Regions from separate parts of the Homo sapiens genome. Here all the other regions are linked to region 3. A link is an interaction called in ENCODE POLR2A ChIA-PET data of the cell type or tissue named here. Cell type or tissue: OCI-LY7. All regions are shown on one strand. Links, peaks and the distances in the headings refer to the core of each region. The heading gives the core; the rest is flanking DNA.

Region 1 (10,654 bases), core at 1,541-9,540, 180 kb after region 3:
TCTGGTGGAATATCAGAGACAGCTTCAGAGAGTAGGCAGCATTTAAGCCTGGCTTGGTAGAATGAGTAATCTTTCAACGGGCAGGAGTTGCAAAGAAGTGTGTCTTGGAGGAATGGCTTGCTCAGGGTAGGAGAAATGGTCCCTGTGGGGGCTGTGTAGTGTGCAGTGGGTCACATGCCTAGAAACACAGGTGGAAATCAGATTTTGGAAGGTCTAAATGCCAGGTCAACAAGATCTGGTTTTACACTCTGCAACAATGTATCTTGGCTGGGCGCGGTGGCTCACGCCTGTAATCCCAGCACTCTGGGAGGCTGAGGCAGTCGGATTGCCTGAGGTAAGGAGTTCGAGATCAGCCTGACCAACATGGTGAAACCCTATCTCTACTGAAAATACAAAAATTAGCCAGGCTTGGTGGCGAACGTCTGTAATCTCAGCTACTTGGGAGGCTGAGACAGGAGAATCGCTTGAAGCCGGGAGTGGGAGGTTGCAGTGAGTCAAGACCGGTCCATTGCACTCCAGCTTGGACACCCTGCACAAAACAGGTTCAGACCTGAGAGGCAATTCAAGTCTTTCTTGAATGTGTGGGGCACTGGAGACAAAAGCTCTGAATGGCCTGGGGCTTGGAAACACTATGAACACAAAGAACACAAAGAGCAAACAGACCCCTTTTCTCTGTAAAAAAAAAAAAAAAAAAAAAAAAAAAAAAAGGGACTAAGAGTGGGATAAACATGGAAGCCTGAAGTTCAGCATTGGATAAGGAGATGGATTCATTCACTGATATTTACTGAGCACTGCTATGTGCCAGGCATGGTTCTAGGCATTTGGGAAACATCAGGAAATAAAGATCCCTAACCTCCTGAAGCTTTCTTTCTAAGGAAACTTTTATTTTATTTTATTTGAGACAGGGTCTTGCTCTGTTGCCCAGGCTGCAGTGTAGTGGTGTGATCGGCCTCCTGGGCTTGAGCAATCCTCCCACCTCATCCACCTGAGTAGCTGGGACTACAGGTGTATGCCACCATGCCCAGATAATTTTTTAAATTTTTTTTGTAGACACAGGGTCTCCCTATGTTGCCCAGGCTGGTCTCAAAACTCCTAGGCTCAAGTAATTCTTCTGCCTTGGCCTCCCAAAGTGCTGGGATTACAGGCATGAGCCCCGGCACCTGGCCAGGAAATTTTTAATATTCACAGGCACTTACTATTTTCCAAGAGCAACTCTATGTGATTATGCACTTATTAACTTCAGTCTTTACAAAAACCCTATGAGATAGTACTACTATCCTAATTGGACAGATGAGTAAACTGAGGCTGTGAGCTATTAACTCATCCTGGGTCAAGGCAGTAAGTGGCAGTGCTGAATGTATCACCAGGCAGCCTGCCCCAGAGGCAGGCTCCATAGTCCTACACTGTAATTCTTTTTGCATTGTAAGTAGTTGTAAGAGGAGGCTGGATTTTAGTTTCTTGGCTCACTAGGTAAAGGCTGTCCTTGTTTCCAGCTTCTACCCTAACCCCTTGAAGATTCTACAGTTCACTAAGCTCCACATTTCTAGAGGTGAAGAAGGACTCACTGCTCCCTCCTGAGTGCTCTAAGGCAGCGCTCCTCAAAGTGAGTGGCCCACCAATCCGTGTCCCTCCACAGTTGGTTACTGATCGGTGACCAAGTGAGTGCAGAAATGGAAAGAATATGTTTAGAACCCTTAATAACAATTTATTGAATCTAATAATAAAAAATCAGTACCTGTATTCTGTGTGTCTTTCAAAAATTTTACTTTTCTCATCATTCACTTTCATTGTACTTTACAAAAGTACTGTTCTGAGATGAACTGGAAGCTTAAAAGAAAAAAAACAAAACCTAATCCTTTACCATAGATAGAGAGGGACATTGTTCTCAGGGAGTTCAAGTTCCCAGGGCTGGATAGACTGCATCCCTGAGAACAGAGGGACCCTAAAGGCAAGGTCTAGGAAACATCTGTGTGGGCACTTCCTGTGTTGCACTCTCCAGTCCATTTCTAGAAGATGAGTGGGTTTTGTGCTCCCTTGCCTGGGCAGAGGCTACTTTTGGTCAATGGGCCTTCAGGTCTTTTGCAAAAGCCAAAAGTTCACTAAAGAGATGAAGCTAGGCATCCTGGTGGGGTTCGGGGAGGGGTGCACTTTCTCCCAGAAGCAGTAGAGGGGAGGGGCTGTAGGCTGCACTTGGGGTGGGGTGGGGTGAGGATGTGGGAGTGCTACACTGTGGTGTAAGCAGGGAAGCTGGATGCTGATTCCAGGCTCCCAGCCTCTGCCAAGGCTCCTGTCTCCAAGCTTGGCTCAGAAGCCACACAGACTTCAGCCCTGAAGGGGCTCTGAAAACCAGGACAATGCACACCCAAGGATAAATCCAGTGAGAACCAGTGATGATGGGCCTTCCCCAAGATGAGCATGTCACCTTTGCATGACCTTGGGTGGGAGAGAGCCCCGTGAACGACTGAGTTTGAACTGCCTGCCAGACCAGCAGCCTTGGGGTACAGAGTCTGATATCACTTGATTTAAAGAAAACAAAGTGGCACTTCTTGCATAAGTGTGTGGACCAAGACTGATACTGCTACCCTTTGTGGGTGATATTCAGGAGACAGAGTGAATGAGAAAGATGCTGGAAGGTTAGGACAGAGCGGGAGACTGTTTCAGGCGAGAGGAGACTCACAGTGGCTGAGTGAGGAAGCACAAGGTGTGGGGAGAGCCACAGGCTGTCTGTCCTATTTGGCCCAGACCAGCAGCTGTGGAGCTGCTGAGCTTTTGCAAACCCTGTTCCTTCTTTCTGGAATACTCTTGGCATGGCTGCCTTCCTCATCTTTCAGATGTCAGCTGAAATGTCCTGTCTTCAGAGGGTCCTTTCTGGGAGTCGTGTGTGTGTGTGTGTGTGTGTGTGCACGCACATTTGTAGAGGTGCAGGAAAAGACTGTCAGATCAGAGGGTCTTGCATTTTACATTCCTGCAGCTGTTCTGTTCAGTTGCTTTCTAGTCAGTTTTTTTCTTAGTCTCTAAATTACCACAGTCTCTCTGTCTGTGTCACACTCCACAGTTTTATAGCCCGGAGAGGAACTGGGTCTGGGGTCACTCCCTGGAATCTGAGGATCATGTTCTGTCACTGGAAGAAATCCTGAGATTCTTCTAATGAAGACAGAGGGCTGACATAGCCAGCCTTTCCAGGGGTCTTAGTGGCAGACTTACTGGGAGTTTTGAAGTGAAATGTAGCTGCCCTGAAAATCGCGCTGAAAATCGCGGCTGGACTCCTTAGGGCTTCCCCCCACAATTCCTGTGCATTGATTTCACATGGAGTCCCCAGAAATTTGGGGGACTGGGAGCTGGGTACAAGTGGTAGATGCTGAAGGCTAACACAAAATCAGGGCCTCTTTCAGAAACCCAGGTTTCCCACCTCCCTTTGTAGGGTGCAATGAAACCCAACAGAGTGGCCAGAGACAGGGACTTTTGTCTTGGGAGAGTACTGTTTCCTGTTGATGATATAGCTAGACGTCTTCGGAGAAAACCTTTCACTGAGAGATCTAGTCGCTTCTGCTCTCAGTTTGGGCTATAAACAGGAAATAGAGAGAGCTGCTTAGAAATGAGATATCATTATAATCAAAATAGCTCTTGTTGATTTTTGCTTTCTCCTGGAATTCCAGTTTCCATTTAGTGGAAGAAGGAGGTTTCCCAGCAGATCCAGGCCTTCCACAGCCTATGGGGTACGCGAGGGCCTCAAGTTGCAAAGCAGGCAGGCCAGACCCCCAGGGCCATGGTGGCCTCTGAGCAAATGCAGGAGTCCCTCTCCCTGGGAGAAGTGCCAGAGAGGACTGTTCTGGGAGAGATTTCCAGAATTCCAGTATCCTTTCTTCTTCAGACCACACAGCCTCAGTCCTAAATCCTTTACCATTCATTCATTCATTCATTTATTCATTCCCTCATCAAACAAACATTGTTTGGGTCACTTTTGTGTGCCAAGCACTGTGGTAGACACCAGAACTATTGCAGAGAAAAAGACCAAGTCCTTGCTTTCAAGAAGCTTATGATCTGGTGTGAGAGATAGATACTCAGATACTCACACACCATCCTGCCTGTTGGAGAATAACTTCAAGTGGTCTTCATGGTACCCCAAACCCACAAATTTAAACACAACAAAGTCAACTTTCCCTGGTTGACTCATCCACCACTTTCTGTTCCTCCCAGAGCTTCCTTAAGCAGGCCATTGTGGTGGTTTTGAGACATGTCTAAAAATTCTTTGACACTTCTCCCTTCAAGACATGGAGTCTCAGCCAAGTGCGGTGGCTCACGCCTGTAACCCCAACACTTTGGGAGGCCAAGGCGGGCAGATCACCTGAATTCAGGAGTTTGAGACCAGCGTGGCCAATATGGTGAAATCCCATCTCCACTAAAAATACAAAAATTAGCTGGGTGTGGTGGCGCCTGCCTGTAGTCACAGCTACTCGGGAGTCTGAGGCACAAGAATCACTTGAACCCAGCAAGTGGAGGTTGCAGTGAGCCAAGATCGTGCCACTGCACTCTAGCCTGGGCAACAGAATGAAACTCTGTCTCAAAAAAAAAAAAAAAAGACACGGAGTCTCACTGCGCTACCCTTGCATATGGGCTGGCCTTAGTGCCTTGCTTCTAATACATAGAAGGTGGCAGAAGCGATGCTGTGAGACTTGGAGGCTGGGCAAGAAAAGGTAATACATCTTCTGCCTGGTTCTCTGTCTTGAGATACAGCTGCTGAGCTGTGAAGAGCCCCTTGCCACATGGAGATGCCCTGGGGAGATGTTCTCGCTGACAGCCCCAGCTGAGGTCCCAACAGCCAGCCAGCATCTACCACCGGACACGAGGGGGAGGAAGCCTTCAGGATGACTCTTGACTCTTGCCCCAGCTACATCTAACCACCAGCTTGTGACAGATCCCAAGAACTACATAGCTGAACTGCAAGAGATAATAATAACAACAACAGCATAGAACATAAATCATTTTCGTTTTAGCTTCTAGGTTTGGATGATTTGTTATGTGGCAAAAGACAACCAGAACAATCCTAGAAACACCGTGATGGAACTCCGTTCCTTAACAACTTTGCTACTCAAGGAGTGGCCGGCAGACCCGCGGCACCAGACCACCTGGGAGCTTGCTACAAACACAGACCATTGAGTACCGCCTGAGACCTACTGAACCAGAACCTGCATTTTCACAAGACTGCCAAACATTTCACATGCATGTTAAGCTTTAAGAAGCACTGCTTAGCAAGACTGTTTTGAAAGTACATTATTTTAAGGTCATGCTTTAAAATATTCAAACACCAAAAAATAACGTAACAGACACCAACGTACCAACCATCCAGATTTAAAAGATAAAAAATAGCAAGCATATATTCTGTGCTGAATACTATTGTAAGATCTTTACAAATATTGACTCCTTTAACCTTCATGACAGCCTTGTGAGAGAGGCACTACTTTGTCATTCATTGTTATGTGATAGAGGAAGAAACAGGACAGAAAGATTAAGTCATTCACTCAAGGTCACACAAGCTCATAAGCAGCAGTACTGGTATTAGAACATTAGCAGTACTAAATGCAGGGTACCTGGCTCCAGGGTTGAGCTATTCTGCTAAACATTTAACACTTTGCCACCTCTTCCTTGATATCTTAAGTCTATCAAGGCTCTTCTGAAATTAGTCTCCATCTCTCCCTTTTCTTTTGCACAGCCACCATCCTAGTTTAGTCTAGGACTTGTGCAACACTGCCCTGGCTGCCTTGAACCTCTGGTATGGCACCATTCAATCCATTTTCTACGATGCCCCAGATTGATCTTTCTGCCGACACTGATCTTTTCATCCTCCCTGCCCAGATAGTTTTAGTGCCTCTGCTCTGCCTGGCACCTAAACAGGTCAACTTGGACTCCAAGTCCCTTGAAACCCCATCCCAAATCTAGTCTCCAACAAAAAACAAAACAGATCACAACATCATCACCGGGTCCCCATCACCACACACAGGAGCTTCATGGTTTGCTTACACATTTCCTCCTGGCTGGGTTGCCTTTTCCCTTGCCTGGTCCTACAAACTCCATCTCAAATCCCACCTCCTTGGCAAATCCTTCGTTGACTACTTTTAGTTTAAAGTATGAACTCCCACTTCTGAACTCAGTAACACTTAGAAACATCTTAATATCTCTTTTTAGCTCTTTTTTTTCCCCCTGAGTATCTTCAATGGCCAGGTACTGCACGAGGCATTTATTTTTTTATTGTGGTAAAACATACATAATACCATTTACCACTTTAAGTTTACAGTTCGATAGCATTAAGTACATTCACACTGTTGTGCAACCATCACCGCCAGCCATTTCCAGAACTTTTTCATCATCCCAAACTGAAATTCTGTACCCATTAAACAATAACTCTCCTTTCTTCTCTCCCCCAGGTCCTCTGGTAACCTTTCTGTCACTACGAATTTGACTAGTCTAGATATCTCATGTAAGTGGAATAATACAATATTTGTCCTTTTCTCTCTGGCTTGTTTAACTTAGCACTATGTTTCATGGTCCATCCATGTTGTGACATATATCAAAATTTCATTCCTTTTATGGCTGAATAATATTCCATTGTAGGGATATATCACATTTTGTTTATCCATTCATCTGTGGATGGACACTTGGGGTTTTTTCCGTCTTTTGGCTATTGGAAATAATGCTGCTGTGAGCATTGGTATACAAATATCTGTTCGAGTCCTTGCTCTCAATTCTTTTGTGCATGAGGCATTTTAAACTTTATTCTCCATACAAATCTATCGTAGGGATTATTAGTCCCACTTCATAGGAAAAAGAGGTTCAGAGAAGTTAAGTGACTTTTCCAGGGCCATGTGTCTAGGGCTTATAAATACTGTTTTCCTGAGGATTCTGCTTTTACTAATAAACATTTTATTTTCTAGAAGAGATGAGTATCTAACTTAATAAGGATTCCATAATTCAAGGTTCTATGTGTTATCTCTGTCAATGTTGATGGTAATGACAATGGCAAGAAACAGATGAAAGATGACACATCCTTGTGTCCAGCAAAGGTGAGGAGGGAGACATTTTCTTCCCTTCCAGCATGAATCTAGATTCTAAGTGTCTGGATGAGCTAATTAGGTCCTGAACATATCCTTGACTTGAAAATCTGTAACTGTAACACCCAAGGGAAGCTCCATGGCCTGAGAGTTATTTGCCATTTTTTGATTTAGGGTCAAGGAATAGAAATAGCCAGACAGTTTGCTTCCAGGAGCAAAGTTATACTCAAGTCCAAAGCCTTGAGCTCAAGTTCCCAGCTGAGGTATAGTAAGAGCTCAATATGATGGTGGCTGATATTTAGGTGGTAGGCAGGCAAGCCAGCCTCCCCAGTGTGACCAGTACTGTGGGGTTTCCTGGGACAGAAGCTTGCAGAGCAAAAACCAAGAAAGTCACAGGCTAAATTGGGTTAAGTTGGCGACCTTAACCTAAAGATCATTGTGGAAGGAAAAGACATAATTAATCTTGCATCTGTCCCTTCTTCTCTCGCTCCTACTGGTTCAAATCTCTGACCTCCCAGCTGGTCTCCTGCAATAGCTCCCTCACTGGCCTTCCTGCCTCTGCCTCTGCCTGCAGTAGCCCATTTGGCACAATCTGCCCTGATCAAAAACCTTCAATCTTCTTCACCACTAAACCAATTTAGCTAGGGCCAAAACCTCTCATTCCTGTAAGCACCAGACAGGTCATGTCCATGAGAGACACAGCTCTGGTGTAAGACAATGGGAACTGGTAGGGCTGCAGCCAGGCCTATGCCGAACATTTCTGGGGCTTGGAGCAAGTGCACAAATAGATGCTGACATACAGTATATCTCAATATCTGAAATCAAATTCAAAATTATTAAATATTTTATGTTCTCTCTTACTAAGTTGGCAAATATACTTCATACTGACTGAGAAGGCCAAGTTCAAATTGTGAGTTCTTGGATTCCTGCGTGTCCCATATTGAGATTTGGTGGTGCAGAGCGAGATTCTGTGGCCTGTTACCTTCTTCCCTACTCTTTGTACCCTCTGCTCTGTCCTGCACCTCTAGAGGCCTTGCACACCCATGGTGGACACCCTAGCCTGCACCTCAAAGGTCCATCCACACATACGCTACCTTCAAGGCAAACTGCTTCCCTTTGGTACACCCTTCAGAGTGGCCCATCCTTGGGAAGACAGATGCAGAGAAGAGGCCCATGTGAGTTCTGGATGTGAGCTGGGACCGTTCAGGAGACAATTCAGAGTCTTGGGAGGTGAAGCACAGTCAGGGGACAGGGGTAGGGAGCAGGCAAGTCACCTTGGCCCAAAGACTCCTCACCCCTTAGAAAAGAGTGTGACTAGAGCAAGGCCCTATAAAGCCCAGGGCCCAGTATGGGGGCTGTGCTTGCTTGAGTCTAAGATGAGTAAAGGCCCATAGGAAAGCAGATGCTGCATCTAAAGAGGGCAGCTAAACTCAACTCTAGCTAGTTCCCACCTCCTGGAAATGTGGCTGAGTCTGGCTAGATCTTGCAGTCTTTTAAGAGAAGATGAAATGTAGGATGGGCTGGTTATAAATTCAAGTGAAAACCAAAGCAAACATCCTTGTGTGAATCAATACAGTAAAGGCCAAACACAATATGTCTATGGGCTTGACCTTGAACTTTCAGTTTATAGCTGCTTCCTCGAGGAAGTACCTGTCTCTCTACATCCTGGCATACAGCCACTTCTTTCACCTTGTCTCCTTCAGTCCCTTCAGGCTAAACAAATCAGACAACCAGCCCAAGCTTCCTATTTCAGGCCCTTTGCTCAGTCAATTCCTTCTTTCTGCAATACCCTCCCCTGGGTCTTCTCCTTGCTTACTGAAAACCATACTCATTCTTCAAGAACAAGTGCAAACCGAACTCCTCCAGGATGTCTGTCCTCATAACTCCTAAAGTTCCAGACCAGAGTATGAATCCTAGCTCTGCAATTGTACACAAGCACAAGTGCTCTGAACCTCACATATAAAATGGGATATTTCCATTAACCTTGAAGAGCTACTTCTCATGAAAGTTAAATAAGATAATCTATGTTAAAACATTTGTTGGGAGGCCGAGGTGGGTGCATCACCTGAGGTCAGGAGTTTGAGACCAGCCTGGCCAACATGGCAAAAATCTCATCTCTACTAAAAATACAAAAGTTGGCCAGGCTTGGTCGCATGCACCTGTAATCCCAACTACTCAGGAGGCTGAGGCAGGAGAATCGCTTGAACCCGGGAGGCGGAGGTTGCAGTGAGCCGAGATCGTGCCACTGCACTCCAGCCTGGGTGACAGAGTAAGACTCTGTCTTACAAAAAAAAAAAAAAAATTGGCACAGTTCAGGGCATTTAATCAGTGCTCAGTAACTGCTAGTGGAATAGGAATAGGAATGAGATTTTGAGTATCTTACTTATGCTTTAATTGGGGGCCAGTAAACTTTTTTGGTAAAGTACCAGACAATAAATATTTTAGGTTTATGGGCCATATGATTTTTTTCCCAACTACTCAATAAGGCATCCATAAACAATACTTAAATAAGTGGACATAATTCTGTTCCAATAAAACTTTATTTACAAAACAGGCAGAGGACCACATTTGCTCCAAAGGCCATAGTTGCTGATCCCTACTTCATACCATTCTTAGGGGTTGTTCCCTGGCTCTCAAAGCTGCTGATACTATTCTTACTAATAGCTATATTTTAGTTCTGCCAGTATTTACCAGGCAGTGTCCAAAACACTTTGTAAGAGATTTAACCCTCTTTGCCATTCTACACATGAAGAAACTGGGGTACAAGAGGTAGCAGTCGAACCAGAACTCTGAGCAACTGTGCAGTAATGTGTTCAGGACTTGGGCAGCACCTGCACAGTCTCGGGTATGCTTCTTGGCTGTTGTTGGATGAACATACATTTGCAAACGACTTCAAGTCATGCTCCTCTCTCCCATGCAATGTTGGTGGCAATTATAACTACTGAAAACTTAGTAGGGAATTCTCCTCCACTGATGAGTGTGGGCAGCAGCAAGTGGCACAGGCCAGAAGCCAGTGGGTCTCTATCTGCCTAGTAAGTACTGGACTTGATAGTGGTTCTGCTGTTCCTTTTCATTAGTACCCACAGGAATATGAAACTGATCAAAAATGGTGAAGAAAAAAAGGAAATGCTTTGATGTGGATGAGGCTGACTGTCACCCTACAACACTCTGATCCTTCAGAACAGTTTGCGTACAGGAGTCTTGCCGTGCCCTCAGCATTGTGTCTGTATCATGGAGAATTGCCAAGGCATCAATAAAAGGAAAGGCTGGTTGCAGATGTGGAGTAGTTGACAAAGCAGAGATGCCCATCTCCATGCCAGAGGTCACACGACCATATGGTTCATCATCCCAACTGAACATTACTGAAAATTAGGCTGGTAAAACATGTGCAAACTGGGACATATGGTCACCCCAGTCAGAGAAATCTTTCTTCTAAGTGGCCACTCAATAACAATTCATGCTTGGGCAATGCCGCCCCTGAGAAAAGAGCAACTGGTTCTGCCCTTTCATTCTGCTCCATGATCCCAGCTACAACATCATGAAATATCTACCCCATACCATGTGTTTATACCATGCTAAACTTCACTGGAGAAAATCAAGGAAGAATA
Region 2 (10,654 bases), core at 1,119-9,118, 230 kb after region 3:
AGGTTGGTCAAAAAGTAAAGGGCCATTCTTGCTCAAAGGAAGTATGTTGCCAAGAAATAGCTGGTGGCCAGTACCCTTGGGAGCCTGGTGTCCTCTCCCTCTGTGGTCTGGATTCTACTGCCAAAAAGAAGGGAAATGAAGAAGACAGATGCAACTGCCCCTGCCTTTTGGAACTTTCCTCAATTTTCACAGCCATCCTATGTATTTTATAAAAGGGAAATTTCAGCACTGCCAGGAGACTCTGGAAATATTCCAGAATAGCAGCTGCAGCTATGATTTGGGGAAAGTCTCAACAGCCATATTCTTTCAGTGAAATGATAATAATTACCACCAGTATTTACTGAGCACTTATTCTGTGCCAGGAACTGAGCTAAGAATTCATGTGGATTATTTTATCCAAACTTCCCAATGACCCTGTGAGTAGGGAATCCCCATTTTACCGATGAGATCAGTAGGGCTTGGCAAGGTGAAGTAACCTAGTAAAGCAGGCTTTAGTGCCACAGAGCCTTGAAGCAAGGATTCAAGCCAGGTGCTCTGACTCTAGACCCTGTTCCTAACCATTGAGCAACTCTTACCACATGGGATCTAAAGTGTTCTCCACATCCCCCACCTTGTTAAACATTACATATATTGGCAGAGTAGGATGGCACTGATATGCAGCAATGTCTTCAGGAAGAATGAAGGGATAAATGTTCTCTTGCTAAAACTCTAGATTGCTGTGCCTCTTGAATTATTTGATCTGAATTTATTCATTGGTTCATTCATTCAATCACTCATTCATTCATTTTTTCTTTTGGTCTCTTTCCCCTCTGTTGTGCTGGAAGCTTTGCTGCTGAGTCTGTGTCTGCCTATATAAGTCCCCTCCCTTGCCTTCCTCCTTTTCCATCTTTTTTTTTTTTTTTTTTTTTTTTTTTTTTTTTTTTGAGATAGAGTCTCACTCTGTCACCCAGGCTGGAGTGTAGTGGTACGATCATAGCTCACTGCAGCCTCTACCTCTTGGGCTCAAGCAATCCTCCCACCTCAGCTTCCCAAGGAGCTGGGACTAAAGGCACACACCACCATGCCCAGCTAATTTTTAATTTTTTTTTGTAGAGGTGAGGTCTTACTATGTTGCCTGCGTGGGTCTTGAACTCCTGGGCTTAAGCAATCCTCCTGCCTCAGGCTCCCAAAGTGCTGAGACTACAGGCGTGAGCCACCGTGCCTGGCCCTCTTTTTCCATCTTTTAATCTGCTCTCGGGAACTGGCCATTAGACTTAGACCTAAAATAAGGAGTTCAGAGTGGGGTTTTCTGAAAGGTAAGGAACACCAAGATCCAGGCATGAATTTATTTAGCGACATACTGTGCCCCTCAGATGGCCTTTCTGTTTCCTTCCTGGGTGTCAGAAAAGTGACCTCTGGAGGGATAATCTTTGCAGCAATTACTTTGGGTTATGAAGGCAAGCCCTATATCCAAATTAACCTCCTCCAAATGAACACAGCTCTGAAATATTTGTCATTTCACTCAGGGTAAAAGTAGAAGTCCTACAGCTTATAAGTCCCCATGGTATCTAGCCTCCCAGTACCTATCAGCTCCACTCTAACAACATGCCTATTTCACTTCATGCATTAGTCAAATAGAGCCACTCTTATTTGCCCACATGTACCCCATGTCTTTTCCTCCTCTAGGAAACTCAACTCAAACTCCCAACCATTCTTGAAGTCTCAGCTCAGATGCCACCTGTCATGAGGTGTTCACAGATTTCACTGCCAGGAAATAACATCGCTTCCCTCTGAACATTTCTTAGCACATTATTTTGTTTTATCAGAAGTCTTATCAAGTCTACCATATATTAGAGCAGTGGCTCTCAACTGAGGTGATCTTGTCCCTCAGGGGATATTCAGCAATGTCTAGAGATATTTTGGTTGTCCAAAGCTCAAGGGGGTGGGACTGGTGTTACTGGCACATAGTGGGTAGAGGCCAGGGATGCTGGTAAACATCCCACAGTGCACCGGATGGCACCCTACAGCAAAGAATTTTCTGGCCCCAAATAGTAACATACATTATTAATTTCCCCTACTAGATTATAAATTCCTCAGACAGAGGGCACAAATGCTCAATACACCTACATTGAATGAATTTAAAAAGCTGAGCTAAGTTGCGCAAAGGTGTGGCCCAGCCAAGATAAGACTTTCAGAATTTTGGAGACAAGAGTGAATTCTTCAGCAAGCTTTAACTTGAGAGGCTGTGTGTGGGCGAGACGCAAAGAGAATTTATGGAGAGGGGGCTGGCCAATCTAGAGATACGAACATAAAGATGTAAAACTTCTTTGCTGGTCCAGATGTTCAGCAAAATCTTCTACACACATCTGTGTAAATTATTTTGGGGGGAGTAAGTAAAGAGACATGAGTGTGAAATAGGAACAACACACGAGACAGTCACATTATCCAGAAACTGAATTAATTCAATGAGTAGAGGAGCTCTGGACTAGAGGTTCCCTGTGTAGACTGGATGATACTACCAACCAGGTGGGCTCTGAGCAGGTTTTATTTATTTATTTATTTATTTATTTGAGGTGTGATTACAGGCATGAGCCACCACACCTGGCCTGAGCAGATTTGATTTAAATCTCAAAGTACAGAGTACTTTAGCAGATATTTAGGGTGTGCAGTAGATTATATTATTCTTGGGCCGGTTGCGATGACTCATGCCTGTAATCTCAGCACTTTGGGAGGCCGAGGCAGGCGTATACCTGAGGTTAGGAGTTTGGGACTGGCCTGATCAACATGGTGAAAGCCCGTCTCTACTAAAAATACAAAAATTAGCTGGGCATGGTGGTGCACACCTGTAATCCCAACTACTCTAGAGGCTGAGGCAGGAGAACCGCTTGAACCCAGGAGACAGAGGCTGCAAGGCTGCAGCGAGCCCAGATTGCACCACTGCACTTCAGCCTGGGCAACAGAGTGTGACTCCATCTCAAAAAAAAAAAAAAAAGATTACATTATTCTCAAAAATATTCCCTTCCTTCCTCCCTTACTTCCATGGGAAGAGTACATGCTTCCCCAAGCCACTGATGTCAATCTTGACCATGTGATTTGCTCTAGGCTTATGGTAGATGGGTTACACTTCCCAGTCCCTTGGCACTGGCCGCAGCCATGTGACCTGCTTTAGCCAATAGGATGTGAGCAGATAAGACACAAGCAGAGGCTTGAAAAGTGCTTGCCCAGTTGAGCTTGTCCTCTTGCACCCCTTCCAATGCCAAGACAATAACTTATCTGGGCAGCTGCTGCCCCTTCAGCCTGGACCACAGAAAGAACACACATGGAATAGACCTGAGGCAAACCCATAGATAGGCACAGTGTGCCCTGGCCCTATGGGTTTCAGGGCTCTCAGCTATATAGTTCAGAAGCACCTGAAATTAGAGCCACTCAGCTAAGCCCAGCCTAGATCAGCAAATACCCAGCCTACTCACAGAAGTGTGGGCAAGAATAAATGACTTTGGGTTTAAGCCACTGAATTTGAGGGCGTGTTAGTTAGCATTATTGTGGTAATAATGAACTGGTACAGGTCAAATAGAAGTGTGTATACATTTTACATATATACACACACACACACACACACACACACACACATATGTATACACACATATATATATATACATCCTACTAATATATATCCCAATAATGTATATGCCAGTTATATAATATATATACACATATATTTATATGTGTGTTAATGTATTTATATATATCCCAATAATACCCAAAGCTAAACGATTAGAAAGAACATAAGGCACCCTCTCCTCCCTTCCCTAATCCTGAATCCTCTGAGAAATCTGGAGGGAAACAGGGCACACCTTCATGAGAATTAAGACTGAAAAAACAGAAAAATGTCAGTGATAGTTGTCTCTGAGTAATGGAATTAAAGGTGATTTCATTTTTAAAAAACAATTTTCAATATTTTCCCAGTTTAAAAAATTAGTTTGTAACTTATCTAACCAGAATGAAAACAACAAATTCCCTTTTCAAAATACCTCCTGAGGCTTTCTGCTGAGAAGGCAGCATCTCCCAGGCTGTGGCATGAAAGAGGGGCCAGGGCCTCAGCTTCCCATGTGTCTAGTGAAGGGGAAATGGGAGCACCCCAACATCTATTTAAATTCAAAATCAACATTTATGGAGCTTGTTTGGTTGGACTCCGAGCTAGGCACTACAGGGGATTCTAAAACAAACAAGATCGTGATAAAAATGGCTGACTAAAACCGAAAATGGCTGTCTCTCAGTAACTCACTTCTTCCAGTGAAGCAACCTTAAGTGGTTAAGAATTCTCTGCGACCTGATGCCCACTGGCTGGCCTGTCTCCACGGGGTGCCCTGGCCCTATGGGTTTCAAGGCTCTGCGCTATATGGTTCAGGTGCTAAAGATTTGGGTCATGATACTGTGTAACTGAGAAGGAACGAAGAGAGAGGGAGAGAAAAAAAAGGAACGAAATGAAACCTTTGTGATAACAACAACTGAGTTTCAACCCAAATGCAATGAATGAAGGAAATGGAGAGTTTATGTCAGATCCAATAGCAGATTTTTCTATAAGTTCACATGTGGCCTTGGGCCAGGCTCTGAGGGTGTGGTCAGTCCAGGCTGCTCTCTTTCTCAGGAAAACCTGAGTCCTGGGGCAAAGCAGCTTCGCAAGGAACAGAGTGTCATGGGGTTAACAACAGTCATCCCAGCCAGGCTGCAGACGCCACTGTTTTGTAGTTTCATGACTGAAATCTAATGCAGTCTTCTCTGGAAGAGCCAAGTAGATGTTGCTGTGCTAAAAATAAAGAATGGGCAGGAAGTGTAATTTACACGCAAGGTTAATTGAGGATCCGTAGGCTGTGGCAGGTGCACATAACAGCCTCTAACCTGCTTGCTCAGTTCCTTCTGAGCAAAAAGCAAACTGTAATAAGCCATAAGGAAAGGTGACACACTGCAGCTGTGTAGGTTTAATTTACTGGAGATGAGGTTGCAATCATGGCCAAATGGTCTTATAAAATGTACCTAACCCCAATAGATCATCCTCACAAGAAAACAGAAAGGAACTCTCGCTCTGGGAAGTGCATCGATCATGCTCTTATTTCAAAGTTTATTTAGACATTCATCCATCTAACTTCATGCAAACACCTTCTCTGTATCAGGCACTATGCTGAGCACTGGGGATGGAGAAATAAATCAGACACAGTGTCTGCTCATGAGACTTCTTGGTCAAGTAATGCAAACAGCCATGTGAACACATAAATTACAATACAAACCAAAAATAGCAATAATAGAGGAAAGAACAACATGCTGTAGAATAGTTGGTTCTGCCTGGGAGTGTGTGGTGGGGACGCTGAGTGGTCTTCTCAATATCTATTCTCCCCCTCTTCCAAACTAACAGAATCCTTATTTGGTTGGGGATGGCAACATGCCCACCTGAAAAAAATTATGTATCCTAGCTTCCACTGAAGATAAAGCTGGCCATGGGACAGCTCTGGCCAATGAGATGTAAGTAAAAATGATCCGAAGGGACTTCCACACAACTCCCTAAAAGGGAAAGGAGGGCTGGGTGCGGTGGCTCATGCCTGTAATCCCAGCACTTTGGGAGACTGAGGCTGGAGGATTGCTTGAGCCCAGGAGGATGAGACCAGCCTGAGCAACGTGGCAAGACAAGACCCCCACCTCTACAAATAATAAAAAGTTAGCTGGGCATGGTGACATATACCCTTAGTTCTAGCTACTCTGGAGGCTAAGGTGGGAAGATCACTTGAGCCCAGGAGTTCAAGACTGCAGTGAGTGATGATCACAACACTGTACTCCAGTCTGGGTGACAGAGTGAGACCCTGTCTCAAAAAAAAAAAAAAAAAAAAAAGGAAAGGAGCGTTGGCTTAAGTGACATTTGCCTTTCCTTCCTTCCTGCCAGGTACAGGGACCTGGTGCTAAAGAGACGCATTCGTTTCCAATTCCTGCTATAACAACTACAACAAACTTAGTGGCTTACAACAATCTACATTTATTATCTTATATTTCTGTATGTCAGAAGTCTGACACGGGGTTTGCCAGGCTAGAATCAAGGTGCTGGCAGCGTTGTGTTCCCTTCTGCAGGCTCTAGGGGAGAATCCATTTCCTTGCCCTTTTCAGCTCCCTGAGGTCACCCACGTTCCGTGCCTTGTGGGTCCCTTCCTCCATCTTCAAAACCAGCACTGTTGCATCTCTCTGACCTTCCCTGCAGCCACCCCTCCTTCTGATTTCTGCCTCCCTCTTCCACATTTAAGGATCTTGTGGTTATACAAAGTGTACCCAGATAATCCAGGATACTGATCTCCCTATTTTAAAGTCAGCTGTTTGGAAACTCTAATTCCATCTGTAATTTTAATTCCTCTTTGCCATGGAACCTACCATATTCACAGGTTCTGAGGCTTAGCCTGTGGACATCTCTGGGGGTCCATTATTCTACCTACTGCAAGGGATATGATGCTATAGGCAGAGCAGTAATCCTATGTCCACAGGGGCAATAGTATGTCTGAGTGTGCAGAAAGAGAGACATTGCCTGGGTCCCAGAGGGCACGATGGAAAGAGTACACCACTTCTGGAATGCCTGGCTCCAGATTGCTTGTTATGGGCTTAAGCCTCTGTTGTGATCATAGCTGAATGCAATTCTCAACTGATACAGGTGGTGAGAAAAACTCGACAAAGTAGATGATGAATTAACTGGGCCTTGAAGGATGCATTCACCAGGTAGAAAAGAGGAGAAAATGAGCCAGGCAGAGGAGACAGCATGGGCCAAGGCCCAGCATATCACATGTCCCTCCTGTCACTCAGGAGCATGTGGCCTTGTGTGGCCTTTTTGGGTCACAGCCTGCGCTGCCCTCCAGCTTCATAGCTCAGCACGGTGCCTTGGATAGGTTCTCGCCGTTTCCGTCCCCACTCCCAATGGCTCACTCATGCTCTCCTTCTGCTTCACTTGCCTGGCTCTCAAATACCTGGCCTTCAAGGCTCTGCTGAGAGCCTACCTTCCTGCAAGGCCCAAACAAAGAGAAGGGAAGACAGAGCATGCTGGCTGCTGGGGACCCGTGCCATTCAATCTCCAGTTCCTGCTTCCCAGATCCTCAGCTACTCCTTTGCCCTTCTTACTTACAAAAGCCAATACATTGGGAGGCCAAGGTGGGTGGATCACTTGAGGTCAGGAGTTTCAGACCAGCCTGTCCAATGTGGTGAAACTCCGTCTCTACTAAAAATACAAAAATTAGCTGGGCATGGTGGCAGGTGCCTATAATCCCAGCTACATGGGAGGCTGAGGCAGGAGAATCGCTTGAACCTGGGAGGCAGAGGTTGCAGTGAGCCGAGATCATGCCATTTCACTCTAGCCTGGGCGACAGTGCAAGATTCCATCTCAAAAAAAAAAAGCAAGCCAATATATTTTCCCTTTGCCTGGGTGTTGGTCAGTTGAATCCAAAGGAGCACAGACAAATACAACTTGGTTTTTAATTGTTTTACTGTTTGGAGAGGGTCTTGTCTGTGAACTCAGGTGGGCTTCATTTTTCCTTCCCCATCAATGATGATAATAATTATTATAATACTAACAATTCTAATATTGTTTTTGCTAGATACAGTAATATATGTAACAATAATAATCATAAGGATTAGGATTATTGAGTGCTTACTGTGTGCTTGGAACTGTTATGAGTGTTTTACGTACATTATAATACTTAATCTTCACAATATCCCATGAAGTAAAAAAATCTGCAACTCCCATGACACAGATGGATGGATACACAGAAAGAGCACTGACTTGTCCAGGGTTGCAGAGATGATGTGCAGCCAGAATTTGGACCCTGGTGGTCTGGCTGGGGAACCAGTACCCTTTGCCCCTATCCTTGACATCCTCCCATGACCACTTGCCCTTTTACCTTCATTCCCTAAAGAATGCACATTGCAACACAATATATATTTTTCAAGCTCACAGAAGCACAGGTCAGACTGGGAGTAGAAGCCATTGAACTTAATTGCTCTCCAGAAACATGAAGTCCTTGAACTGTCCTCCACCCAACGATTATTTCACACCTTCTTGAACTTCTCCACACATGGGGAGCTCACCACCTCCCATGGCAAGCCAATCCCTCTTGGGACACTTAGGCCCATCGTAATGCCCACTCACAGATTTAAGCAATGTATCCCTCCCTATATCTTTCATTATCTGAGTTCCATCCCTTGAAAGGGCAGAGATCAAGTTTAGTAAACATCATGAATTATAAAGGCTCCACTCTGGGAAATGGGAAGATCTGGGGCAAACAAAACTTATTTTCCATGGTGGAGTACAGATACAAAGAGGTCCAGCAGTAGGAGGTGGTAGAAAGAGCAGAAAAGGAAAGGAGTAGAAAAACCAAGGGGAAAGAGGACTCCTGGGACCCTTCATGCAGTGAACTCAGCACCAACTAAAAGAGGAGGCAAGAGAAGCAGTAAAGAAGTGCTCACAAAATTCTCAGGACCCTATGAACACTTCTGAAAAAGGCTTACGCAAGACCAGCATATTCCTGACGATGGGCTGAGCCTTTATGAAATAACTCACTATTGAGAGACATAGACTAGGGTTACGCCCTACCCTATAGCCAAACACATTGCTACTCAGTTGACATGGGTTTGAATCTCAGTAACTACTCTCCGAATAAAAGGAGATGCTGACCAACTGGCTTAAGGTGCTTAATTCAGACCTGTTCTCTTCTCTGGAACTGCAGTTTCATAGTTGAGCAGTCAAGTGGGGTGCCTGTCTGGCCAACCTGCCAAAACAAGAACCTCAGAAGAAGTGTTTGCTGCTCAGAGGAGAGGAAAGCTGCCCACATGTTTATGAATTCAGCACAAGTAAAAGTGGAAAGGGGACTGCTAAGTTGCTCAATTTCCATCCTCCCCTTCTCTCAAAGCAATGTCATTCCTGTGGCTGAGCTGGGCATATGGCCACACAGAGTAAAGGCCACATCTCTCAGCATCCTTTGTAGCCACATGCTCTGGCCAAAGGCATGTAAGTGAAAGTGCTATATGTCAGCTCCTAGAATCTTCTTTAGCCCTTTCTTCTCCAGTTCTTTCTTCATCCTTTGCCTGAAATGCACATGTATGCAGCTGAGGCACAAACTGCCATCTTGGTCACTGTTGACAAGGATCAGTCTTTAGGGTTAAAGTGGAACAGGTCTGGGTCCCTAAGGAATTCACAGGGCACAGCCACCAAACAGCTCTTAACTGCATGCCTGTGGATGTTTACATAACTGCAGACCTGTGGATTTTTATTGAAGGGAGAAATAAGCATCTTGGCCGGGCGCGGTGGTTCACGCCTGTAATCCCAGCATTTTGGGAGGCCGAGGTGGGTGGATCACGAGGTCAGGAGATCAAGACCATCCTGGCTAACATGGTGAAACCCCATCTCTACTAAAAATACAAAAAATTAGCTGGGCGTAGTGGCGGGCGCCTGTAGTCCCAGCAACTCGGGAGGCTGAGGCAGGAGAATGGCATGAACCCAGGAGGCGGAGCTTGCAGTGAGCCGAGATTGCGCCACTGCACTCCAGCCTGGGCAACAGAGCCAGACTCCGTCTCAAAAAAAAAAAAAAAAAAAGAAATAAGCATCTTGTTTAAGCCACTGTTATTGTGGGTCTCTGTTCCTTGCATCCACATGGAATCCTAATTAATACAAGACACTTACCACATATTGTTGAATTTGAAGGAATGCTCTTAGAATTGTGCTGAGAATTAGGGATCACAGCTAATCAGAGCTTAGAGTCTTATCCATGACTCAGCAGCAGAAGAAAAAAAAATGAGCAATTGCAAGGTTGTGAATTCATTACTGCTAATCAACGCCTGTAAATGGGGTTGGCTGGAACTGTGCTTTGCCCCCCTTCTACTCCCCAAATCTCTGCCACATCCAAAGTCTCAGCAGAGAAGTTTCTACTCCTTGCACAATTATAATCACCCATGTCTTAGCATCTCTTTGGTGCGCTATTTGTGTCCGTCTGGCTTCCTGCCAGAGCCTTTGCCAGCTGAATTATATCAGAAAGAGCCAAGACATGCCTAAGTATACATTTTAAACACCTTTCCAGCCTTGCAGTGCAGCGAGCTGATCGCTCCTATAAATAAGACTTAACAACATAGAGCTCACCCATGACCTTGAAGTTTCAGTTATGTGGTGGGAAGAGAAGACTGATCACATGTGGTTCAGAAGTGAGTGTGGGGACAGGGGCTAAGGTGGCAGGCAGCTGAAAATTTTGCCTGCCCAGGGTCCCTCTGCCCTTTTCTTTTAGGAACAACATCCAGCTCCTCCACTGGGAAAAAAGTCTCTCTAGGGTTCCTTGTAGATTTGGTGAAACTATTGGTCAGAAGGCTCACATCCCTGGCCAAGGAGTAGAAACATATCTAAGCTAGGCCAACTGAACTCTTGCCCAAAGATCTTTGTCTTGAGAGAAGTGACTCAAAGAATAAAAACTAATCGGGGGTGAATTCGTCCCATGGTAAAACTCTGAAGAGACCACTTCATTAGTTCCTGCTGCCTGGAATTCCAGATCTGTCTGAGATGTGATTATCTGACCCCTTCTTCCATCCTAAGAATATTTAACCTCATCGATCTATCTATCTTATCTGTCTGTCTGTCTGTCTATCTATCTATCTATCTAATCTAGCTCTCTAG
Region 3 (10,654 bases), core at 905-8,904:
GCTCAGACTTGCATTTTCAATTTCGTTTCCTCTCAGTACAAGGGAACATCCTGCTTGTCAGCCCCAGAGTGCACGGACTTGTGCGGTTCCAGCTGTGACCCGCACACCAAGAGCTGGTCCCTTCTTCTTTCATCTCCTCCTTTGAAGGCCCCAGGGGTGGGAGAATGTGATGATATGAATCTTCAGATTATAAACTTAGCTCAGAAATGAGAAATACCACTGCTTGGCAAACAAGTCTGAGAAACTGTCAAATATTATTGCTTAAAGGTAAGTCAAGTTGTTGGATGAGTTGCTGATATTGGGTTTATACCTATGAACACAACTGGAAGATGATGAAAACTCTAGAAGGAAAGAAAGAACTCTGCTCTTACAGGGCAAGCAGAGTTTAAGGCCAAAAAGGAAAAAAGTTAATTAAAACAGTAAGAATGAAAATTATGGTGAATAGTAATTCTCCACCAAGATCCTCTCTTCAAATACATTTCTACTAGCATGGTGGGCTTGGCTGTGTGAAGATTACCTCCCCCCAGAAGGAAAACATTTTTATGGTAATACATGTAATTTTATTCACTCAGTACATTTAATGATGGACTTTTTACTCTTTAGTTTTTCGAATCATAGTGGACTACTGAAAACTCATTATTCCTGACCTCAAGTTTCTAAGAGAAATGTTAATTCTAAGGAAGTAACTGAAAAAAATCCCAGCTAGGAATAGAAAGCAATTTTATCATGTGTGTTCGGTTATTTATTTCAGGCTCACAACTGCTGCAAAAGAGCAACTCACAAATAATTCTACTAAGGCTTTCTGGCCTTTTCTTTCTTTTTAGAGACAGGGTCTTGCTTTGTCACTCAGACTGGAGTTCAGCGGCATGACCATAGCTCACAGCAGCGTTGAACTCAAGCTCAAGCAATCCTCCCACCTCGCCTCCTGAGTAGCTAGGACTAAAGGTACACACCACTAAATTCAGCTATTTTTTCCCCCCGTAGAAACAGGGTCTCACTATATTGCCCAGGTTGGTCTTGAACTTCTGGTCTCAAGCGATCAGCCTCTAAGCTTTTTCTTAAAACAAAAGAGCAACTGTAATGTTGTAATGTTGTAATGACAACAACAATAATAACTCTTACTGGGAGCTTTTTATGTACCAGGCCCTGTCTCAACATTTTTATGAGGTTGGTATAACTTTATTCCTATTTTACTGAGGTTTACAGAGGTGAAGTAAGTTGGTCACAAAGCTAGCAAGTGGTAGTCAGGAATGAAGCTTGAGATATGAATCCAGAGAAGTGACTGTCATATTTTAGCATATATTCTCCCTGACCATCACACATAATTTTTTTTTTTTTTTTTTTGAGACAGAGTCTTGCTTTGTTGCCCAGGTTGGAGTGCAGTAGGGATTGTAGCTCACTACAACCTCCGCCTCCCAGGTTCAGGCGATTCTCCTGCCTCAGCCTCCCGAGTAGCTGGGATTACAGGCATGTGACACCACGCCTGGCTCATTTTTATATTTTTGGTAGACATGGGGTTTCACTGTGTTGACCAGGCTGGTCTCGAACTCCTGACCTCAAGTGATCTGCTGACCTCAGCCTCCCAAAGTGCTGGGATTACAGGCATGAGCCACCTCGCACATAGATTTATACTTGAGTAATGGGAAATAAAAGAGAGACTGGTAATACTTGTGAGTTAGATACACACACATTTTGGGAACCCTTTTAAGTTTACCTTCAAGGCCATGAGAAAGAAAATCTCGTTACAAGAACTACACATATATTCTTTGGTGCTCTAATTGTCTGCCCCATACACTCTCTCCCTGCCCCACCTCACCTCCTAGCCTTCCACCCCATAAGTATGTAGCACACAAAGATCAAATAGATCTGAAATGCCAGTCTCCTTAGGGAAGTACACAGCAAGTAACTATGGCTGGTAAAAGACACAGTCATATTCTGCCCTGAACCCCAGCAGTCACAGAGGACATCCTGCTCCCAAGCCTGGTTTTGATTAGTTCCTATTTCTTACCAAGGAACTTGCAAGAATTAGGTTCTTTGATTCACCTCCTCTCTGTCACCTGAAAACTATGCATCTGTTTTTGTGCATGGCTGAGTCTGATTCCTCATAAGATGCTCCCCTAACTAACTTGCAGCATGGAGAGGCCATGCAGAAGTAGGCAATGAGGACATCACATGGTGGCCCAGCACCAGCAGGAGCCAACCCAGACACACGGATCTATCTGAAGACCCAGCACAATCAGCAGGAACAGCAGAACCTGCTTGTACCAGGGAATTCAGCTGGTGGGGAACGTTCTGCTTTTTCCAAAGTTCTGCTGCCCAGAAGCTGTAACTGCAGGCTTGTCACAGAATAAAGACTTCTGGGCCCATAGGATCTCAAGAGTGAGGCTGGGCTGCACGCGGTGGCTCACGCCTGTAATCCCAAATCCCAGCACTTTGGGAGGCCGAGGCAGGTGGATAACAAGGTCAGGAGATTGAGACCATCCTGGCTAACACGGTGAAACCCCATCTCTACTAAAAATACAAAAAATTAGCTGGACGCGGTGGTGGGCACCTGTAGTCCCAGCTACTCGGGAGGCTGAGGCAGGAGAATGGCGTGAACCTGGGAGGCAGAGCTTGCAGTGAGCCGAGATAGCGCCACTGCACTCCAGACTGGGCGACAGAACGAGACTCCATCTCAAAAAAAAAAAAAAAAAAAAAAAAAGAAGAGTGAGGCTGACAGGCAGGTTTAACCATGGCAGTTGTCTTTTCCAAGCCTTTAAGGGTAATATCTAAAGAGAATGTGGAATTCTATACTTTGAAAAGTCCTGATTTCATTGCACACCTTCACCCCTTGCCAAACATAGCTTCAACATAGTCTTTTCTTACCAATTCCTTTCCAAATGGCATGCATTTTTCAAGAAAACATACTTGCTGGATTTAGATAAAGAGAACACAGGGAAGTCTGGGCCAAGGCAGAAAGATCAATTTTTAAAAGGCAAGGAGAACAGTACGTAGTCATGGTGCTCAATGATCACCAGTCAACTAACTTAGTTGACTTTGACCCTAGTACACCAAAAATGTTCATGTTTAGTTAACAGAATAATGAACACTTATCCCTGCTCATCCTCAAATTTAAAAATTTCTTCCTTGCTTGAGTACCCAGTTCTTTCGAAGTTTTCAAGGAATGAACCTGTTTCTGGAGTAAATGGCAGAGCTTCTTCCTGGGAAATAACTTTCAAAAAGAACTCACAAGAGCAGCTAGGCTAGATGGCTGATGTGGACTAAGTTAGTCCCTTGGCTATCCGCTCAGATCTTTGGACAGCCCGAGTGCTTTTGCCTACTGTAATTTGGGGCATTGGAATTGAGTTCTGAAAGCAGAAAGGAATCATCCTGGGTCACTAGGGAAGCACTGTTTCATGGCCCCTGAGAGTCAAATTTATACACCCAGGCCACCGCAAAAGAAGGATTGCAGAGCCACAGTGGCTCCTAAAAGGAGGATCAAGAAGGACCCAGGAAAATGCAGGGGTTGGGCATAAGATTGGGAAAGGGTAGAGGGAACCTGAGCTACAGGTTGGAGAGAGAAGCTATTACTGTATACCTCATAGAGCAGGCTCAACAAATGGGAAGGAGAAGGTAGGGGAAAGAAGATGGATTTTGGAGACAAATGAGAGCCTGAGTTTGAAACCAGGCTCTCCCATTTTCAAGCTGAGTGACCTTGGGCAACTTAATCTCTCTGGGCTCTAGTAGTAATTCTTTGAAAAAGAATATTATTACAGGTCCACAACTCTTCATATATAATTCCCAAATCCAAAAAACTCTGAAAAGAAAGATTTTTCATAACTTATTTGGCAGCAAAACCTGACATGAGCTGACATGAAGGTCTCCTAGTCTTTACCCACTTAATGTAACTAATTCTTCTTCTCAAGTTTTAGAGTAGAAATTTAATTTGATCACAGGGTGTTGACCCAGAACCTGCCAGTTGTGTTAAATAATAGTATGTTCATTGTATTACTTTTCTAAATAATAGTATATACTTTATAAATTCTCTAAAATCAGAAAAAGTCTGAATCTAGAAATATATCCGGCCTCAAGAGTTGAGGTAATTTGTATCTTAGAGGGCTGTTGGGAGGATTCAGTGAGAAAATAAGAAATGACAAGTGTGAAATAACTAGTATTATATGCAGCTTTAAGGCCTTGATAAATTGTAACTACCATGATTAGACTTTTGTAACCAGAGAATGTTCTAGAAATATGGTGGTGGACAATAACCATCTGTGGACACTCCACAATAAGCTTTAGCTAGCTTCACACAGCCAGAAGGGCTCCTACAAGCTGCACAGTTGGTGCCTGCCTTGCAGGAAAGAGAGGCACTGTGTACTACTGATGGAGAGCTCTCTCATCATCAATCCTTCTGTCAGATGCTGACACAGGGACTTCCCCCATGGAGCAATGAGGGCACCTCAAATGAAACTGTGCCTCATGTGGCTCTAATTTAGCATGGCACACTCCACCAAGCTCTGCTTCATGAAGAATGTGTGGACAGTCGCAAACATATTTTTCCTAAGACTTTCCTTTGTGATATTTGCAGATAATGAAGGGGAAAGAACAGAGACCCAGTTAAGAATCTTTATAATAATGTAATGATCACCTCATGTCTAATCTTATCTAAACAGACAGCAGCAGAAGTCAACACTTCCTGTACAGCTTACAAAAGTAACATTTATAACTATCACATCTTTCCACAAATTAGAAGACATGAACAGATACCCCAAGTTATGGAACTTAATAGCAAACTACACCTTCTCTTTTGCCACTCTCCATAATGTAGGTCTCACGGGGTGAATGATCTGACTTGGTAAATAAATTCAACATCTGGCATGAAAACAGAAACTCTCAAAAAACCAAACAAATCATCACCTAACTGGGTTTCTCTGGCATACTTAGAACTTGGAAGTGAAACCAGGATATCTAATAATAGACACAGATACTAAAGTGAGAACTGTTGGCAACCCCAATATGAAAAGACATTTGAAAAGGTCTTGAACTGCAACTTCAATACAATGTTTGGATATCCCACCCCCTAATTCTTTCCTCAAGGGTGTTTTACAGCACTGTGTGAGTTACCCCTTCAAATCAGGCTCATGTACCTGCAAAGGTGCTTCCTTTATTCTCTCTCTCTCCTTTTTTTTTTTTTTTTTTTTTGGCACTTTGCTGCCCAGCCTGGAGTACAATGGTTCGATCACAGCTCACTGCAGCCTTGAACACCTGGGCTCAAGCAAACTTCTTGCCTCAGCTTCCCAAGTAGCTGGGACAACAGGCATGTGTCACCACACTCAGGTAATTTTTCTTTTTTTTTTTTTTTTTAAGAGATGGGGACTTGCTATGTTGCCCAGGCTTGTCTCAAACTTAAGCAATCCTCTTGCCTCCACCTCCAAAAGTGCTGGGATTACAGGCATGCACCACCACCCCTGGCCTTCTTCCTTTTAGTCTCTAATTCTAAGTGCCATCAGCAGAGGGCACACATGCACACACTATTGGGAGCATGGCCCCTCACATAACATACAGGGTGTTCACCAAGATGGCGCCTGCCTTCGGAAGTGCTCATAAGCAGGAAGAGCTCAATCCAAGCCTATGAAATGGATGCATTACAATAGGAAGACATTTAGTCCATCAACTCACAGTGAAGGCAGGACAGCTTGGGGTTGTGTTCAGATAATTACTCCTTTAAAAACTCTCACTGGCTTCTCACTGACCATAGGGTAAACTCTAAAGTCTACAACCCTTAACATGATTGATAGAGCTCTTGGTTGTCTGGCTCCAAATCTATTTCTGTTTTGTTTTAAATCTCTTCCATTAACTTACTCTTAAATATCTCAAATGTGCCAAGTTCTCTATTCCTTTTGAGCCTCTCTTAGGTGCCCTTCCTTCTCCCCTACACCCTGAGCCCAACTTTACCCCTTCAGTTCTCAGCTTAGACAGTAATTTCCTAAGGAAGGAAGACTTTCTTTATCCTCCAAATGATATGGTCTTCCTTGTTTGTGCTCCTACAGGTCTCTGTGCTTCTCTGTCATAAAATTGCCTCATTTGTTTAATGTTGTTTCTCTTACTGAACCATTAAGTTCCCTGAGAGCAGGGACTATACATTTTTATTCACCTCTGTATAAACAAATGTCACTCAAATTCTATTTAAGTGGAGCTTCTTCCTTTAAAAGTCAAATAAGGGCCAGGTGCAGTGGCTCATGCCTGTAATCCTAGCACTTTGGGAGGCCAAGGCGGGCGGATCACCTGAGGCGGATCAGGAGTTGGAGACCAGCCTGGCCAACATGATGAAACTCTGTCTCTACTAAAAATACAAAAAACAAACAAACAAAAAATTTAGCTGGGCATGGTGATGGACACCTGTAATCCCAGCTATTCAGGAGGCTGAGGCAGGAGAATCACTTGAACCTGGGAGGTGGAGGTTGCAGTGAGCCGAGTTTGCCCCATTGCACTCCAGCCTGGGAGACAGAGCAAGACTCTGCCTCAAAAAAAAAAAAAAAAAAAAAGTAAAATAAGAACCAACAAGATAATTTCTAGATACCCGGTCATTAACAATGACTATATCCTTTTCAAAACAGAACTTCTATCATTCATTGTCCATCTTTTAAAAGCAAAAGCACTAAAAGCAAAAACAAATAGCATTTCCACACCAGGGGGATGGGGTTTCTGTCTAGATAACTTTTGTATGGAAAGAATTAGAAGATTTCTCCTTCCTTACCACATCTTGGCTCTCAGTGGATTTTATTTGCTTTAAGGTTTTAGGATTCCAGCATGCCACCAGCATGATTTCTACCAGAGAAGTTAAAAATTATATTTTTCATCACCTAGTATCCAATCATCAATCTGAGTCACACAACAAACTAGTGGAGTCACTTCTTCTGGCATGAAATATGAAATGTGCCGCAGGAACTTGGTAACACCTCCATTCACAAAACCACTGAAGCCAGGAGTTCTGACCCTAGCCATGAATTGTCTAGTTTGGCTGCTCAGAGTCACGTGTCAGCCTTCTCCCCGATCATGAACTTGGAGGTTGGCCAGCCAAGCAATACTCCAAAGATTTCCAGGCATGAACAGGAAGAAAATTGTATTTTACATTCCGTTTCTTTCAACTCATGTTGTAATTCTGGGAAGCCCGGGTGCCTGCTTTAAATGTTCTAGAGATAAACATGAAGGAATGACATGTATGCATATCATTATCATGATTGTACTCAATACGACATCAAGATTGGAACAGACTTGCACGGATGAATTACCATCCCCTTGTAGGGACCAGAAATCAATCCTATGGGGGTGGGATATGGGAGAAGAGATCAGCATTAGCATAGAGGGAAGTACTGGGGAGATTGATACTGGGTTGCTGGGATGCCAGTGGCAAGCCTTAGGATGCTGACTTGTTTAAGGCAACCTCGGTCCTGGTGGGGAAGCCTGATGGACAACAGCCGGTGGGGGAATCAGGAGAAAGCATTGAAATGTCTTTATATTAGACAGTTGTTTATGTGCTAGAAATAAAGTTGGAGGTAATATGGTGAGGGGTTCGATTAAGAGATAGAGACAGAGAAGCCTGAAAATACTCATGCTACGGTCTGAATGTTTGTGCCCGCCCCCCCATTATTCATTTGTTGAAACTTTATCACCAATTTGATGGCATATATTAAGAAAGTCACTGCACTCTTCCTCTTCTTCCTCCCTTTCCTTTCCTTCCCAAACAACTCAGTCCAAAAGTCACTAGGCCAGGCTGAATAAGATGGTACCTGCTGTAGTGTTGGAGCCCAGGGAGGGTAAGGAGGGTGTTGGTGAAGGGTCGTGGCAGTGGCCACCTGGAAAATGATGTCGGAGCCCAAGTTTGGTGAGGAAAACAGGAGACTGGTTATACTGGAGTGTGGGGGAAGGAGGGCTAGTTAAATAATAAACATATTACAGATAATAAAAACTAAGTATCTTTTGTCAAGAAGGTGGTCACAAATATGGAAAGGGAGAAAGTATGAATGAACTTTTTATTAAATAAGAATTAAAAAGCATCAGGGCAAACTCATGGTTTTCAAGAGAGATGTGTGTAATTTCTAATTCTGTCCACTGAGAGTGCCTGGGGCTAGTGACAATGCAATAACAATGAGCACAGCTAGCACTCAGATCTTTGTTTCTAAATACCATTCTCCATCATCAGAAACTAGTGCTCTTCAGAGAGACGACCGATTTCAGGGTTGGGAAAGTATAAGATGAAACTGGAATATCTTGCGATGCCAGAAATTGAGGAAGCATTCAAAGGAAAACGGGGACATCTCCAAAGGACATACAAGTTAGCCAGAAAGGGCTCCCGTGAGCTGTAACTGAACAAGTTGCGGATAAAAATAATAAAAGAAATGGATTATAATCCATTGAATATCACAGGAATCCATTGAATATCACAGGAATCCATGAGATCATACCGACATAAATAAATGAAGTTTGATAAGAAATGGGGTGAAAATTGCAGAATACCACAGTATTGCCCTACAAAATGTATATTAATTACAAAAGAAAAAAGTAACTACTGTGCAGAAGGCTGGCAGACACTCCCTCAATGGAGTGATCATAATCAATATTAAGTGATCAGAGTTGACACCTGTCACCATAATGGGACAAACTAATACCACGTGCTACCTGTTTGGATACAGTGAGAACACAGCATCAATTTGGTGGTATTCCTACCAAAGATGCACAACCTGAAAATCATCATATGAAAACATCAGAGACCCACATTAGGGAGCAGTCTACAAAATTGGGGGTGATGGGGCATCATGTTGGCAATTTACTCTCAAATGATTCAAAACAGAAAGACATTTGTACTGTACTTGGGAACTTTTCTTTAGGTTGGAGATTCTTTCCAATTTTAAAAAGTTAATGAGAAGAGTGACCTTGAGTCATTGTAGGTTTGATGGAAGCCAAGTGTCAAGATAAGATTAAGATATGGATGGACCAAGATAAGTGTCAACAATTATCCTTTAGGGTAACGATTCTTAAATTTTCTCTGGTGAAGCATCAGTTTTTCCCCACCAGTCCATTATGAAGCAATAGTTTTGTAAAATACAAAAATCCCACGCTTGGATTTCAGGACAATATCACATTGCAATAGGAGTTTTCAAATGCTTACTCTCGATGTCTGAACTTAGAATGAACCAGTAGCAAATGATTCCTGGACTAGCTTGGACCACGCTTTGAGCAGCGTTTTCCATAGCTGAAGATCTGTGGATCCCTGATTGCTATCACATTCACATGGAAAATAAAAACAACTGGTCACACTGTTATCCATATGGTAGCAATAATAATTAGCACTCTAATTAACATCAACCATCTATACAAAGTATTCAAAAAAGGGACCACCCAGGCAATATGAAGGGATTAAAGACCTGCCTTTGTGAAGAGTAATTCAACTTTTCCAAATGGGTCACATGACAAGAACAGATGCGTCCACTCCTGATTCCAAAGTAGTTGCTTTGTGGTGACTTAAGAAGAAAAACCCAGTTACACGGAAGATGAACAAAAGCATTTTGCATGGACCAGTCTGCAATGCCATGCCATGACTATCATTGCTGGGAAGGAAACCAGCATTCAGAAGGGGTTAGTTAGTAGAGGACAACTCCCAAATCAGATGGGTTTAACTAGATACTGAGGGTCAAGCTACTGATTCCAACATAGTCCACACATGGGTCCACTCTGGTTCTATGCCACAAACAGCCTCTCCTTCAGACAAGAGGCAGGCTTTCAAGTAAAAGAGAACAATTCTTTATAATAAACCAAGGCCAAAGCAGAACAACAAAGAAGGAGCTATTGCATCCTCTGGAAAGTGGCAAACTCCATGCAAGCTCAGGGTTCTTCTAGAGGACACTCTTGACACTTTTGTTGCATGTCCCTGTATGCTGGAATTCTCATGCCAGTGTCCCCCCAACACTTATTCCAGACACACACAGAGGAGGCTCCACATAGAAACCCATGAGCTGGAATCAACAACAACAGACTGCTGTGGCATCTGTCTCTCATGTGAGGCACCTCACTTACCTGGAGCAGTTTTGTAGCATGTTCTGGAGGGCAGTGATGGGGCATTCTTTGTCCTGGGGCTCTGCGTACTCTGCAAGACTTGTCTCTGCCTCTTCAGCTCCTCTTCCCTTTCCTGAGCTGCTCGGATCTCTTCCTCAATCATGGACAAAGTCCGCTGTTTCCTGGACCTCAGCTTGAAAGGCCCAACCATCACGTCAGATTCTTGAGTGGCCAGGAGGGAGGCTGTGCTTCTCAGCTCAGCTGCCTCCGAGTACTTGCTGAAATAGCTTCCTTCGGGCCTGGTCTCCTCCATGTTAATCGGGCCACTGGGCTGCACAGCTGGCAGTGGCTGGGGGGGCCCCCTTTCCCTGAGCGCCCTGTCTTCAGCAGGCAGAATCTTTGGTAATACATCCCTTTTCTCTTGAACAGGAGAAGACACCTGAGGTGGCTCAAACATGCTCTGAGGCTTTTCTGAGCCGAAAGCCGCAGCTTCAGCTTCCTCTACAGTCGCTTCAGGTCCCTGTTGCTCTGCTCCATCCCTGCTGGTTTTGGACACAGCTTTATCCACCTGCTCGGCTATGGCTTGTTGAATGGCATTCTGCACCAGGAGGCCAGCCTGATA

Evidence for each region. Peaks named below come from ENCODE experiments on the same cell type or tissue, not always from the same donor. Only the 100,000 strongest peaks of a DNase experiment are listed, where the experiment ranks them.
Region 1: POLR2A ChIA-PET joins it to region 3 with 75 read pairs; 4 of 35 experiments call an interaction of 5 or more read pairs at or near these places.
Region 2: POLR2A ChIA-PET joins it to region 3 with 19 read pairs; 4 of 35 experiments call an interaction of 5 or more read pairs at or near these places.

Annotation. Positions count from the first base shown.
Region 1 is chr9:109,961,337-109,971,990 of GRCh38, reverse strand. The region is part of intron 6 of PALM2AKAP2 (PALM2 and AKAP2 fusion); the gene reads right to left. Among named protein-coding and RNA genes, the nearest start is that of PALM2AKAP2, 190 kb to the right of the region's middle. RefSeq lists enhancers at 3,774-3,843, 4,234-4,353, 4,364-4,413, 5,094-5,193. In OCI-LY7, for the core only: CTCF peaks have their summits at 2,479, 2,681 and 4,842 (motif pointing right); DNase peaks (open chromatin) are centred at 2,690, 4,790, 5,140, 8,700 and 1 weaker place; H3K4me3 peaks cover 3,753 bases; H3K27ac peaks cover 5,689 bases.
Region 2 is chr9:109,912,691-109,923,344 of GRCh38, reverse strand. All of the region lies in intron 3 of PALM2AKAP2 (PALM2 and AKAP2 fusion), which reads right to left. Among named protein-coding and RNA genes, the nearest start is that of PALM2AKAP2, 140 kb to the right of the region's middle. RefSeq lists enhancers at 4,187-4,256, 4,367-4,536, 4,777-4,826. In OCI-LY7, for the core only: no CTCF peak of the experiment used is centred there; DNase peaks (open chromatin) are centred at 4,264, 4,844, 6,084, 8,734 and 2 weaker places; H3K4me3 peaks cover 4,208 bases; H3K27ac peaks cover 7,838 bases.
Region 3 is chr9:110,137,939-110,148,592 of GRCh38, reverse strand. PALM2AKAP2 (PALM2 and AKAP2 fusion) reads right to left here. Exons shown (of 11, transcript NM_007203.5): 8 at 10,054-10,654. Among named protein-coding and RNA genes, the nearest start is that of C9orf152, 65 kb to the left of the region's middle. RefSeq lists an enhancer at 1-161. In OCI-LY7, for the core only: CTCF peaks have their summits at 4,493, 5,297, 5,501 (motif pointing right), 8,079 and 1 weaker place; DNase peaks (open chromatin) are centred at 2,032, 4,392, 4,942 and 5,502; H3K4me3 peaks cover 5,382 bases; H3K27ac peaks cover 6,926 bases.